Linked DNA regions of Homo sapiens: regions 2 and 3 are each linked to region 1. The links are chromatin contacts, found by Hi-C or POLR2A ChIA-PET in ENCODE. All regions are on one chromosome and are shown on one strand. Each heading gives the region's core, a stretch centred on a gene start or an enhancer-like site at or near the end of the contact. The rest is flanking DNA. Distances are from core to core; before and after follow the strand shown.

What was found. Hi-C counts contacts between places; a loop is a spot of excess contacts on that map. ChIA-PET counts read pairs that join two places held with the same protein, here RNA polymerase II (POLR2A). Pooled maps may share reads with other maps.
Region 2: a loop to region 1 is called in a map of CD8-positive, alpha-beta T cell, with 3 times the contacts of the local background. The contact joins the enhancer-like site here to the promoter of NAA16 in region 1. A Hi-C loop is called at or near these places in 4 of 168 maps with a recorded cell type or tissue (CD8-positive, alpha-beta T cell, OCI-LY7 and naive thymus-derived CD4-positive, alpha-beta T cell), 4 of 37 single-sample maps with no recorded cell type and 14 of 50 pooled maps.
Region 3: a loop to region 1 is called in a pooled map, with 2.1 times the contacts of the local background. The contact joins the enhancer-like site here to the promoter of NAA16 in region 1. A Hi-C loop is called at or near these places in 2 of 168 maps with a recorded cell type or tissue (CD8-positive, alpha-beta T cell and naive thymus-derived CD4-positive, alpha-beta T cell), 1 of 37 single-sample maps with no recorded cell type and 12 of 50 pooled maps. POLR2A ChIA-PET finds 5 or more read pairs at or near these places in 1 of 52 experiments (T-cell).

The regions. Positions count from the first base shown.
Region 1 is chr13:41,309,206-41,312,768 of GRCh38, forward strand. NAA16 (N-alpha-acetyltransferase 16, NatA auxiliary subunit) reads left to right here and starts at 2,062. Exons shown (of 20, transcript NM_024561.5): 1 at 2,062-2,377. The coding sequence starts at 2,324. It also overlaps a transcript of MTRF1 not described here.
Region 2 is chr13:40,984,758-40,988,478 of GRCh38, forward strand. All of the region lies in intron 1 of ELF1 (E74 like ETS transcription factor 1), which reads right to left. Among named protein-coding and RNA genes, the nearest start is that of ELF1, 33 kb to the right of the region's middle. RefSeq lists an enhancer at 125-404. Within about 2 kb of position 1,379, at least 4 of the 41 ENCODE cell types and tissues checked have a DNase peak (open chromatin) inside an H3K27ac peak, as active enhancers do; they include CD8-positive, alpha-beta T cell, where a contact is called at or near this core.
Region 3 is chr13:40,931,783-40,935,602 of GRCh38, forward strand. It overlaps ELF1 (E74 like ETS transcription factor 1), which reads right to left. Exons shown (of 9, transcript NM_172373.4): 9 at 142-2,246. The coding sequence ends at 1,643. Among named protein-coding and RNA genes, the nearest start is that of ELF1, 86 kb to the right of the region's middle. Within about 2 kb of position 1,854, at least 3 of the 41 ENCODE cell types and tissues checked have a DNase peak (open chromatin) inside an H3K27ac peak, as active enhancers do.

The DNA.
Region 1 (3,563 bases), core at 812-3,311:
GGCAGTTTGTTGCCCAGGCTGGAGTGCAGTGGCATGATCTTGGCTCACTGCAACCTGTCTCCCAGGCTCAATTGATCCTCGCACCTCAGCATCCCAAGTAGCTGGGACTACAGGCACTCGCCACTATGCCCAGCTAGTGTGTGTGTGTGTGTGTGTGTGTGTGTGTGTGTGTGTGTGTTTGCCATGTTGCCCCGGCTGGTCTCCAACTCCTGAGCTCAGGGTGATCCGCCTGCCTCAGCCGCCCAAAGTGCTGGGATTACAGGCGTGAGTCACTGCACCTGGCTGTGCATGTGTCTTTACGGTAGAACAATTTATATTCTTTTGGGTATATACCCAGCAATGGGATTGCTGTGGACCCCCAATTTTAATGACAGTACTTTCCCTATTTTAAAGGACTCCTATGATGCTTTAAAATCATGTGTGAAACGTAGGAGATTGAAAGAAAAAAAAAGACTCCTATGATTCTTTCATGTCCAACCAACTTAGGCTAGAAAGAAGGAAAATCAAATAGGCAGGCACTGTGGCTCACACCTGTAATCCCAGCACTTTGGAAGGCCGAGGTGGGCAGATCACCTGAGGTCGGGAGTTTGAGACCAGCCTGACCAACATGGAGAAACCCCGTCTCTACTAAAAATACTAAATTAGCCAGGTGTGGTGGTGCATGCCTGTCATCCCTGCTACTTGGGAGGCTGAGGCAGGAGAATCGCTTGAACCTGGGAGGCGGAGGTTACAGGGAGCTGAGATAGCGCCATTGCATTCCAGCCTCGGCAACAAGAACAAAACATCGTCTCAAAAAAAGGAAAATAAAAAAGGGCAGCCCAGTTCTGATTACAGCCGACTAAATGCAGTTACTCATCAATTACTTTATAGTCTCAGAAATATGCACCCATTAAGATTCAGCACATGTATAAATAAACTTATGTACCTAATGTTTACACACACCTTACTACTAACCCTACACTGAATGTATGGTTTATTCTTGCCACTGTTGTATCTTTCTAGACTCACACATTACCATCAATATGCTGCCTTTTATTTGTTGTAGAGAGTATCCCAGAGTTGGAAGATCCTGAATTTGAAGCCTGTTTCTCCCATTATTATATGGCTTTCAGGAAGGGGAACCATCTGAAGAGAAAGGGTAGGTAGACTCAGAAGACCAGTGGCCTTATAAAACCGTAATTCCGGCCAGGTGTGGTGGCTCACGCCTGTAATCCCAGCACTTTCGGAGGTTGACGCGGGGGCGGATCACGAGGTCAAGAGATCAAGACCATCCTGGCCAACATGGTGAAAGCCTGTCTCTACTAAAAATACAAAATTAGCCGGGTGTGGTGGCGCATGCCTGTAATCCCAGCCACTCGGGAGGCTGAGGCAGGAGAATCCTTTGAACTCAGGAGGCGGAGGTTGCAGTGAGCCCAGATAGCGCCACTGCACTGCAGCCTGGGCGACAAGAGCGATACTCCATCTCAAAACCAACCAACCAAACAAAAACAAAGATTGTAAATGTTTGTTTGGTTTGCCCTGGAAAGAGAAGGCTTCTACTTAGAGTCTGAATCAAGGAGGAAAAGGAAAGAAAACAAGTTCATCTTTCATCAAAAGTCTACTTTGCATCGGACACTTAAATTCCTAAATGGGGAGAAATGCAAAAAACTCTGACTCTTCAGAGTCATAACTAACATTATCTTGCGCCACAAGCTTATCAAGAGTGCAATACAAGTCAGTGTCTTCTCTTTTCTACTTAAAAGAAAATTCTCGTTTTTATTTATTACTTTATTGCAAGGAGAAGCAGACAATAAGTAGGAGTCTTATGAGGCGTTCTGATGCATAGGAGCAATGGTGAATGAGGGTGGTGACTCACCACCCCATGGGACTCCAAGGTTTTGGTGACAGCTCGCCTGAGCCCCAGGGGGTGCCGAGATTGCGGCGAGGAGAGCCGCAGCACAAGGCAAATCCACGCGGTTGGTCCCCGCTACGCCCCCGTAGTCACCCGCAGCCCCTCGCCAAAGGGCGCTCCGCGCATGCGCACAGGATCCGGCTCGGGAGGCGGACCCTGGCTGCCATCTTGCAGTGCGCGGGAACCGCCGCCGCCGCCGCTGGCCAAAAAGCGGAGCCCAGGGGAAGCGTGTCCTGCTCAGACCGCCTTCCTTCTCCATTGCCACCCGTGCCGAACAGCCAGGCTGCCCAATTGCAACTGTAGACCAATGAACTAATCCATCGCCCGCAGCCCGACTCTCAGCAGCGGTTCGTCCCGGTGCCCACCCCCGCGAAGCGGAGCGCCCGGGCACCTAGCCTCCCTGCCGGCCACCTAGCCTCCCTGCCGGCCACGATGCCGAACGTGCTGCTGCCGCCCAAGGAGAGCAACCTCTTCAAACGCATCTTGGTGAGTGGCCGTAGGCCGCGCTGCCGCCCCCCGGTCCCCGGGTCCTCGGGCCTTAAGGGCAAGCGGTCTGGCGGCGGCCGGCGCGGGCCAGGCTTGGCCTCCGCTGCCCACCGCTCTTTGTTTACCTCGGAGGTCGCGGGACCCCACTTTCCCGCTCCGGCCGGCCCACGGGGGCTGCCGAGCCGCTCCTCCGTGCGCTTCCTTTCCGCGGTCTTCTGCGGCTCGCCTCACCCCCGCCGCGCTCTTTCCAGAAACTTCACGCCGCTCTCCGCAGTGCCCGGGCACAGCCGCCTCGGCCGGTAGTGGCTGCCGTGCTCTCTGCCGCGCCGGGCTCGCAGCAGCCCCTCAGGGATCCTCCCCCGGTGGTTTATTTTGCCAGTCTCTCCTCGGCTAGGTGTTTTGCGTTCTGCATTCTCTGCTTTGCGTTTAGTTAGATTGCACAGCACACCCGCATACCTATTAAAGCGGGATCGATGCGATGGTGGAATTTTTCCTGGTTACGAGGAAATAAAACCGGCAACTTTAGGAAGCCAGGCCTGGCACCACCTCCCTTTGGGAAAAAGTTTGCCTGTTTGTAATGTACCTTATTTACCTCTTTGGAAGTGAATATTTGACTTGAAGTGCGTTTCTGAGTTGTCACCAACTTCAAAACAGCTGTTTGCTTTTTAGTCGCACAGGCCTTGCTTGAGTAATTAAAGCCGCGTGGACTGGCTGGTTTTGCATTTGAGGGGAGCATTTTTACTTTATCGCGGAGCAGAAGCCTGAATAATGGCCCCGTAGTGATGACCGCTGCGGAGCCGGGTGGGCAGTTTTCTGTGGGCTGTGTGCCAGCGTCCCTGGTAGCTTTCCAGGTTCTGTTCTTCCAAGGAGAAGAGGCAGCATTCCTTTGCTTTCCTCAGTATCCTCTGGCTACCCTAGGTTTTAAACTAATATTGTTAGTAGGTAACTGTCTTTTCTAGTTTATCTTTTCACCTGAAAAAAAGCTTTTATTTGCTAAACATGCATTTAGGTTTAAAGGTGAATTTATTGAAAGCTGGGTTGGCTATATGGCTGTTAGTTGTTGCTTAACTTTACTATAAATAAAATACTAATTTTAGAGTAATTTTAAGTATGAACAGCGGCAGATAATTCATAGTAGCTGTTCTGTTTCAAGACGATAGAAACTTCACACTTAGTCTTCAGATTA
Region 2 (3,721 bases), core at 129-2,628, 330 kb before region 1:
AGGCTATTTCAAAACCCATTTGTTCATAAATGCAAAATGACATTGTGCCAATGGCCAGTGTGAATACGTCTAGGTAAATTTAAGTTTCACTTTCTTTTCCACTGCTGTCATGTACCTTTTCGTACCAGCACTTCCACACTGCTACTGTGCTTTAACAGTTGTCTTTCAGAAATCTAAAAAATCAGGATAAGCAACCAACATACCCACACCTTATACATACTAACAACTAACAGTAATAAATCAAAACTGAAATGGCTCCCCACAATCACTAAGCCACTTATTGCAGCAGAAAAAGACACTTTTGCTCTGGCATGTAGCTTTTGCTTATTTCTATAGAGAAGTCCACAAACTGAAAATGTGTAAGCAAAGAAAAGCATTTTACTGGCTCAATCATGTCTTTGATTCTCTGTCATCTTTCCTGCTCCTCTTCCTCTCCCCTGTGTACTTATATACTCTTCTGCATCAAGGTGATTCTTGAGAATACATTTTCTGATACCTGATCCAGAGGGAGCACCTGTAGATATCAAAGATTCTTATAATCTTTGATTACAAAGCCCAGGTATCTTACAATTTTTTCAGTAACAGACAAGACTGAAGATCTAAATCAATGATTCCATTTTTAATTAGTAAATTGGGGTGGTCAAGTTCTCACGGTCTACAAGCAAAACAGAACTAAAACTAGAATTCTTGTTTCCTAAATCAGGACTCTCTCTAAAACTGTAATATACAGCTGGGCCTCTAAAATCCACCAAAGTCCTTTCTGCTATAACAGTTTATAACACAGATTAAGTAAACGCATATGTAAAAAATTTTTAAAATCTCCATCTCTAGGTTCAGCTTCTGAGCTCCAAATCCAGTCACTAAACTATAAGACAAGTCTACATCAGTGCCCCTTGAAGTCAGTGTGTAAAAAACATGTCCAAAACTAAATGCATCATCTAATTCCTCAAATACGGTCTTAGATGGAAAAAAAATATGGGCACTCGGATTAGAAAAAAGGCTTCTGTTCTAACCTAACAAATTGAAAGGTCCTCAGTAAATTTAAAACTTGTTTAAATTTACCCATCCTTAATTATCTATTATAGTCAGGAAGCACTCTGCTGTATTAATAGTTCTCAAACATGTTTTTTTCAAAGTGTCAGTCTTTATAAAGTAACAAGGAAAAACATAAGTGAAACTACTTCTTCATCACACAGACATAAGCGGTCAACTTATTTGCACAGTTTTCAGAGGGCATCCAGGCAGACATCTACCAGATAATAAAAAAATCTTAGGCTGGCTCAGATGTCTCTTAATTGGGTGAGGACCATATTCTTATTCTCCAAGGAGACATGCCACAGGAATACTTAGCAACAAGGTTCCTAACCTGTCATCCCCAAAATAAGCTTTGGAGTTAAAGTAAAATAGTAACACAAAGCAGTTCAGAGAACAGGCTCTGGAGTCAGACCGATTGGGTGCCAATCTTCTGCAGTGTGACAGAAGACTGGACAAGTTACTTGCTTGGTGTCTCAGTCCCCTCTTTCCATAAAATAGGTGTCAGTCTCAAGTCTCTTCCTTCTGTAAAACGGGTAAAGTAATACCAAAACCTAGAGCTGTTGTGTAGATGCAAAAATGCATGTGCAGAATACTTGGCACATAACATGCACTGAATTAACATTAGCTTCTTTAGCGCTGTAAGTATATGCAAGAAATATGTAACAGGTGCATGCTAGGTAACTAATAATTCCTTAAGGGTCATTTCTGTACTCCCTGGAAGTCTCTATTACCATAGCTATTTGCTAGACTCCAGAAAAAGAACATTATAGCCCATTGTCAACAAAACTGTAATTCTATTCCAGTGCTTCAAGGTTTGGCGTCTTTTTAACAAATCCTGCTGCTTCAAGGCGAGGACTTCACTCTGGCAAGCTTCCCTAACACAGAGTCCCATTATGCCTCATTCCAAACAAAATGACTTCACTGATGGTAAACACAAAACCCTCAGCCACACTACTAGCTACTACAACCACTTCAAATGGCTACTTGTTTAATTTATTATAGAAGATTTCAGGTACTAAAAAAAATATGATAGTCAAAATTGATCACTGATTGAATGTAAATTTAAGATTCCTTCAGAAAGGTTTTTAGACACAAGGATATTAAACCCACGAATTCATAAATATATTTTTAGAAAATCATTGCTCTTTTTTTTTTTTTTTTTTGAGTGGGAGTCTCACTGTCGCCCAGGCTGGAGTGCAGTGGCGCCATCTCGGCTCATTGCAAGCTCCGCCTCCCGGGTTCACGCCATTCTCCTGCCTCAGCCTCCTGAGTAGCTGGGACTACAGGCGCCCGCCACCACGCCCGGCTAATTTTTTGTATTTTTTAGTAGAGACGGGCTTTCACCGTGTTAGCCAGGATGGTCTCGATCTCCTGACCTTGTGATCCACCCGCCTCGGCCTCCCAAAATGCTGGGATTACAGGCGTGAGCCACAGCACCCGGCCGAAAATCACTGCTCTCCTTTTAAGTTACTATGGTACCAACTGTTTATGGTGAAAATTAATAAATAGTCCGGTGCCGTGGCTCACGCCTGTATCCCAGCACTTTGGGAGGCCGAGGCGGGTAGATTACCTGAGGTCAGGAGTTCGAGACCAGCCTGACCAACATGGTGAAACCCCGTCCCTACCAAAAACACAAAAAAAAAATTAGCTGGGCATGGTGGTGAGTGCCTGTAATCCCAGCTACTTGGGAGACTGAGGCAGGAGAATTGCTTGAACCCAGGAGGCAGAAGCTGTGGTAAGCCGAGGCACGCCACTATACTCTAGCCTGGGCAACAGAGCAAGACTCTGTCTCAAAAAAAAAAAAAAAAAAAAGAAAGAAAATTAATAAAGAGAATCAATCAAACAAAAAGGTTTTAGATCAGACAATTCTGGGATAAAGAAGGTGAAATATACCAGCTTAAAGCAATGACGTGGTTGAATGACTTCTCTAATGAAGTATGTAATTCAGACTGTGTCTGTTTATGTACATATGGCATGTTTGTAGGTTGGCAGTATCTAAAAAACTGGAATGCTACAGTAACTCTAGACACCAAGTAACTGAACAGAAAGAACTTTCACAAGATGTGGTAACCTAATAAAAGGGCTCTTTTCAGTATATACAGATAGTCATGGTAAGAAATGCAATATTCGGAAAAACCATTGAAAAAATATAACAGAAATGAAAGAAAACAGAGTAAGAAAGTGAGAGAAAAGAAGTGAAGTTATACCAAGTAGAAATGAGAAGCAAGCAATAAACCCATAATCTGTAATGACTGAATTCCTGTGTGATTGACCATAGTTTGGTCTTTTAAAAAATCTGTTTTCTATTATAACATGGTAGAAGGCTCTATATTAGCTCCCAGCAGAAATGAAGTCAGTGGTATGAAGATAAACTGCACACAGTCTTCCAAAGTTTGCCCATTCTCAATCTAAAAGTGTGAAATCACAGGATATTAGAGCTGAAAAAGATCTAAGGATTACCTAGGACAACATATTCACTGAAAAGAAAAAAGAATTTAGGCCTAGAGCATTCTGATGTGTCCAAGGACACACAGCCAGTTAGTGGCAAAGAAAGCAAGAAAAGCCCAGATTTCCTACTGGTACCTTTATATCTATATTAACAGAACTTCATTAATATTTTTTCCTTAGCAGAATATCTGGAAAAATAAGAAATCCCCTAGACAAATACCTAGCAAAAGTACCTTAC
Region 3 (3,820 bases), core at 604-3,103, 380 kb before region 1:
AAAACAAAAGTGTGTTTAATATTATTGCTGGGAATATTTTATTGTTGTCTAATTTTTACAACTTGGTAATCCATTGTGTGATGTTTAGAAATTGCCATTTGGCCTGCTAGAAAGGAAAAGTGAAAGGATGATATTCTGCAATTCTGACTAATGAAATTTATTTATAAACATTAAGTAATGCTGATGTTCTAGTAATATTCTCTGCACACTTATTCTTTAAGAAACTTTTGCCTGAAAACAGACACTGAGAATTTTTATATGATTTATTTAATAATAAACCAATTAAAGATACAAAAATGTTTAGAGGATTCCAAAATTTAAATTTTTGTTTAAATACAAATTCACTCTGTAATATGAAAACATAGCATTAGACCTCTAAACATAATGATTTTTTTCATCTACAAAAATTTCTGTTATACTAGAAAATTTGCAGAAGACATTTTTTTCTTGTGACATTAAATGTACATTATTTACAGTTGAAAAAGTAATCTAAAAACATTTCATTTCAGAAAGTTGGATATATATGTTATCTTTGTATGCAACCCCCCCCAAGTCCGCCCCCAGTAAAAAATGATCCAAAATATAAAGCAATTATGCTTTTATAACTGACTACTCAGCCAGATTAGCCCAAGGCTCAAGTTGCTTTCTTGGCCCTTAAGAAAGAGTCTTGACTCTCTCAAAATAGCAGTATTCTGTTTAGCACTTAGCAACACAAGTTTACTAATGGACCGCAAAGCACAGTGGCCTAAAGAGTTAGTAAACAAATTATTTAGGAAGAATTTATGGCAGATCTTACCCATAACAGATGAATAAATTTTGTTGGGTCACTTATTTCTCTGCAACATTTTAGCTATTCTTACATTAGGAAATAACCTGATAATGATTTAATTGACATAACTTGAAAATATAGGTATTAGAATTAAAAAAATTAGAACTAGAAGAGAAAGTGGTGATCATCTAGTCTAATCCAATACATCTCTTCCTTTTATGAGAGGAACTAAAGCCCAAAGAGGTCAAGATTACATAGCTAGTTAGTGGGAGTGCCATTCTTAGGCTGATGCTTTTATACTATCCTGCTTCTGAAACAGGGTCAGCCATACCACCAGCACCTCCAATTTTTCATGTTATTCTACATATTCATAGTTCTATATTATATAGTGCAGTCAACTAAAGTCAATCTAAGTGACACCATAATTTTAACAAAGCATAAAATAGGTTTTTTGCATTTGAAAGAGTCAAGACTTAACTTACACAAGTGGAATGAAAATAGTTCCTATATAAATTTCCTGTTGCCTTCTATTTAAGTTCTGTATTTACAAAAGAATCAGAAAATCTAATACAATGTAAAATTAGAAAAGAAACTTTAAAAATGCTTATGATATAGCAACTGAAATAAAAATCTCAAAAGAATGTCTTCATAGTGTAAAATGCCTGTTCCTTCACGATTGAATTCTGAAACATTTAGATAACAAAGAGAAACAGTTGAGTTTTCCTCCCTCATCTAACAAAGTCAAAATTAACTCTATTTTTAACAATTACAAAATTAGAAACCTCCTTAGAATTTATCTTAGAATCAGTCAGTCTGCATATAATTGAAAATGTTCAATTAACAAACAATTATTCATAAGCTTTGGTATATTAACTAAAAAGAGTTGGGTTCCAGCAGTTCGTTTTGTTTCATAGCTACCTGAGAAGTAAATCCATTGGAACTGGACACTACCATCACATAAGGCTGTGGCTGCTGCTCCGTTTTCTCAGTGTTCTCTTTCAAATGATCTTCAGATTCCTTTTTCTCTACTTCCTGTGTAAGAGTTTTTGTTTCTTGAGTTTTGATAACTGAAGTGATTACAGTGCCAGGTGGGTGAGCAACCAGCTGTGAACTGCGAGGAGAAAAGGTCACCACAGGTGCAGTAGCACTGAAGGATGGAGAGGAAGCCACACTGACGGTTCCATTGCAAATGGTCTGAACATTGCTAGTAAGGACCTGCTGAACCTGGGCAGGGCCCAAGACAATTGAAGGAGGAGAGCCCGCCTTTTGTGACTGCAGCATGACATTTTCTTTCAGTACTGTCATGGGCTGTGATGATGGAATGGCTTGTAAAATAAACTTCTGAGATCCAGTACCTGCTGATGGATCTGTGCTGGCTATAACTGTTGTGAGTGGCACTGTTTGGAGTGTTACTGTATGCAACTGCTGATTCCTAGGAGACACAACCACTGGAACTTGGGTTGGAGCCTGTATAGTCCTATTGAGATGATGAAATTAAAGTGAGACAATTAGCATATTCTACATCATTTAAAACTTTAACACTTGACAAGTCATTTTACAAAATACCAGTTATGTGTTTCAAAATGCTGCTTCCCATATTTTCAACAGAGCATGACCAATATCATGCCAGACTTTGTATTAAACACTACATACAGAGATGCCTAACACAAAACTCTCAGGCCATTAACTATGATACCATCTGCTGAGTGCTATGGAAGAAAGGTCTGTACATAGGGCCACATTAACACAAATGAGGAGCTAATTTTGTTGGGGAAGGAGGAGGATGTTAAAATGCTTAGCAAGAAGTTTGCATGAGCTTCTTAAAATTAGGAATTTAAAAGCAAATCTGTTTGATTCATTCCTGCTTTTTTTTTTTTTTTTTTTTTTTTAGATGGAGTTTCACTCTTGTTGCTCAGGCTGGAGTACAGTGGCGTGATCTTGGCTCACTGTAGCTTCTGCCTCCTGGGTTCAAGCCATTCTCCTGTCAGCCTCCCGAGTAGCTGGGATTATAGTCACGTGCCACCACGCCCGGCTAATTTTTGTAGTTTTAATTGAGATGGGGTTTTCTATGTTGGTCAGGCTGGTCTCAAAGTCCTGACCTCAGGTGATCCACCCGCCTCGGCCTCCCAAAGTGCTGGGATTATAGGCATGAGCCACTGTGCCCGGCCTGCTATTTTAATATTTGAGAGATAATGTTACCAACATGCTCATCCACAATAATTACCAAAATTCATATAATTGTATTCAACCTGTTTTTACATATAAAGGGAGAAGTGCTTAATTAACCTAAACAAAAAACCTACCTCAGTCTTAACCATATGACAGAATTCTTAGAATTTTAATAGCTCACATTTCATGTCATATTTAGATGAAACAAGCCATGATTATAATTAACCTGTCAGGGCTCTTGGACTGGTAGAGAAAATATGGCTAAGCTTTGGAAAAATACATAGAAGCATGTTTTAGCAGTTTTCCAGGTTCAAATAATTTTCACAAATTTTGGTCATAAAGCTACAGTTTAACATAAAATCCTTTAATGCAAAATCTAGTTTATGTAGGTTGTTAATCCCACTCATTGAAGAGAAAGTTACATAAATGATATTATGAGTCAATCTAATTTAAAAAGTTCACAGCTCTGAAATTTATAGTTAAGGTTATTGTTAATATAGTATAAAACAAATGGTGTTGAAAAATCTCAGTATCTGGATGTCAACTGTTTCCTTTGAATTCTGTAAAGTTATTTAATGAAAGATACTTGCTATTTCAAACAGCTGACAGCTAGACTAGTCTCCATAAACCAAGCGTTAAATATTACCACTAGATTATTAAAGCTACATTTTGAAAGTTAGTTATGCAGTCTGTTTCTCACATATGAGAAATAAAATAGTGGAGGAGAAAAACAAATTGGCTTGGTGGAAAGATGAAACAAAGACCCAGAGCAATTCAGGACACGTTCAAAAGAAGTGGGAATAAAGACACAGGATGACTAGAGCCCGCCCATTCACGCAGGATACAGATTACCAAACTTAGATGGCCACCCAAGTTCTCTTG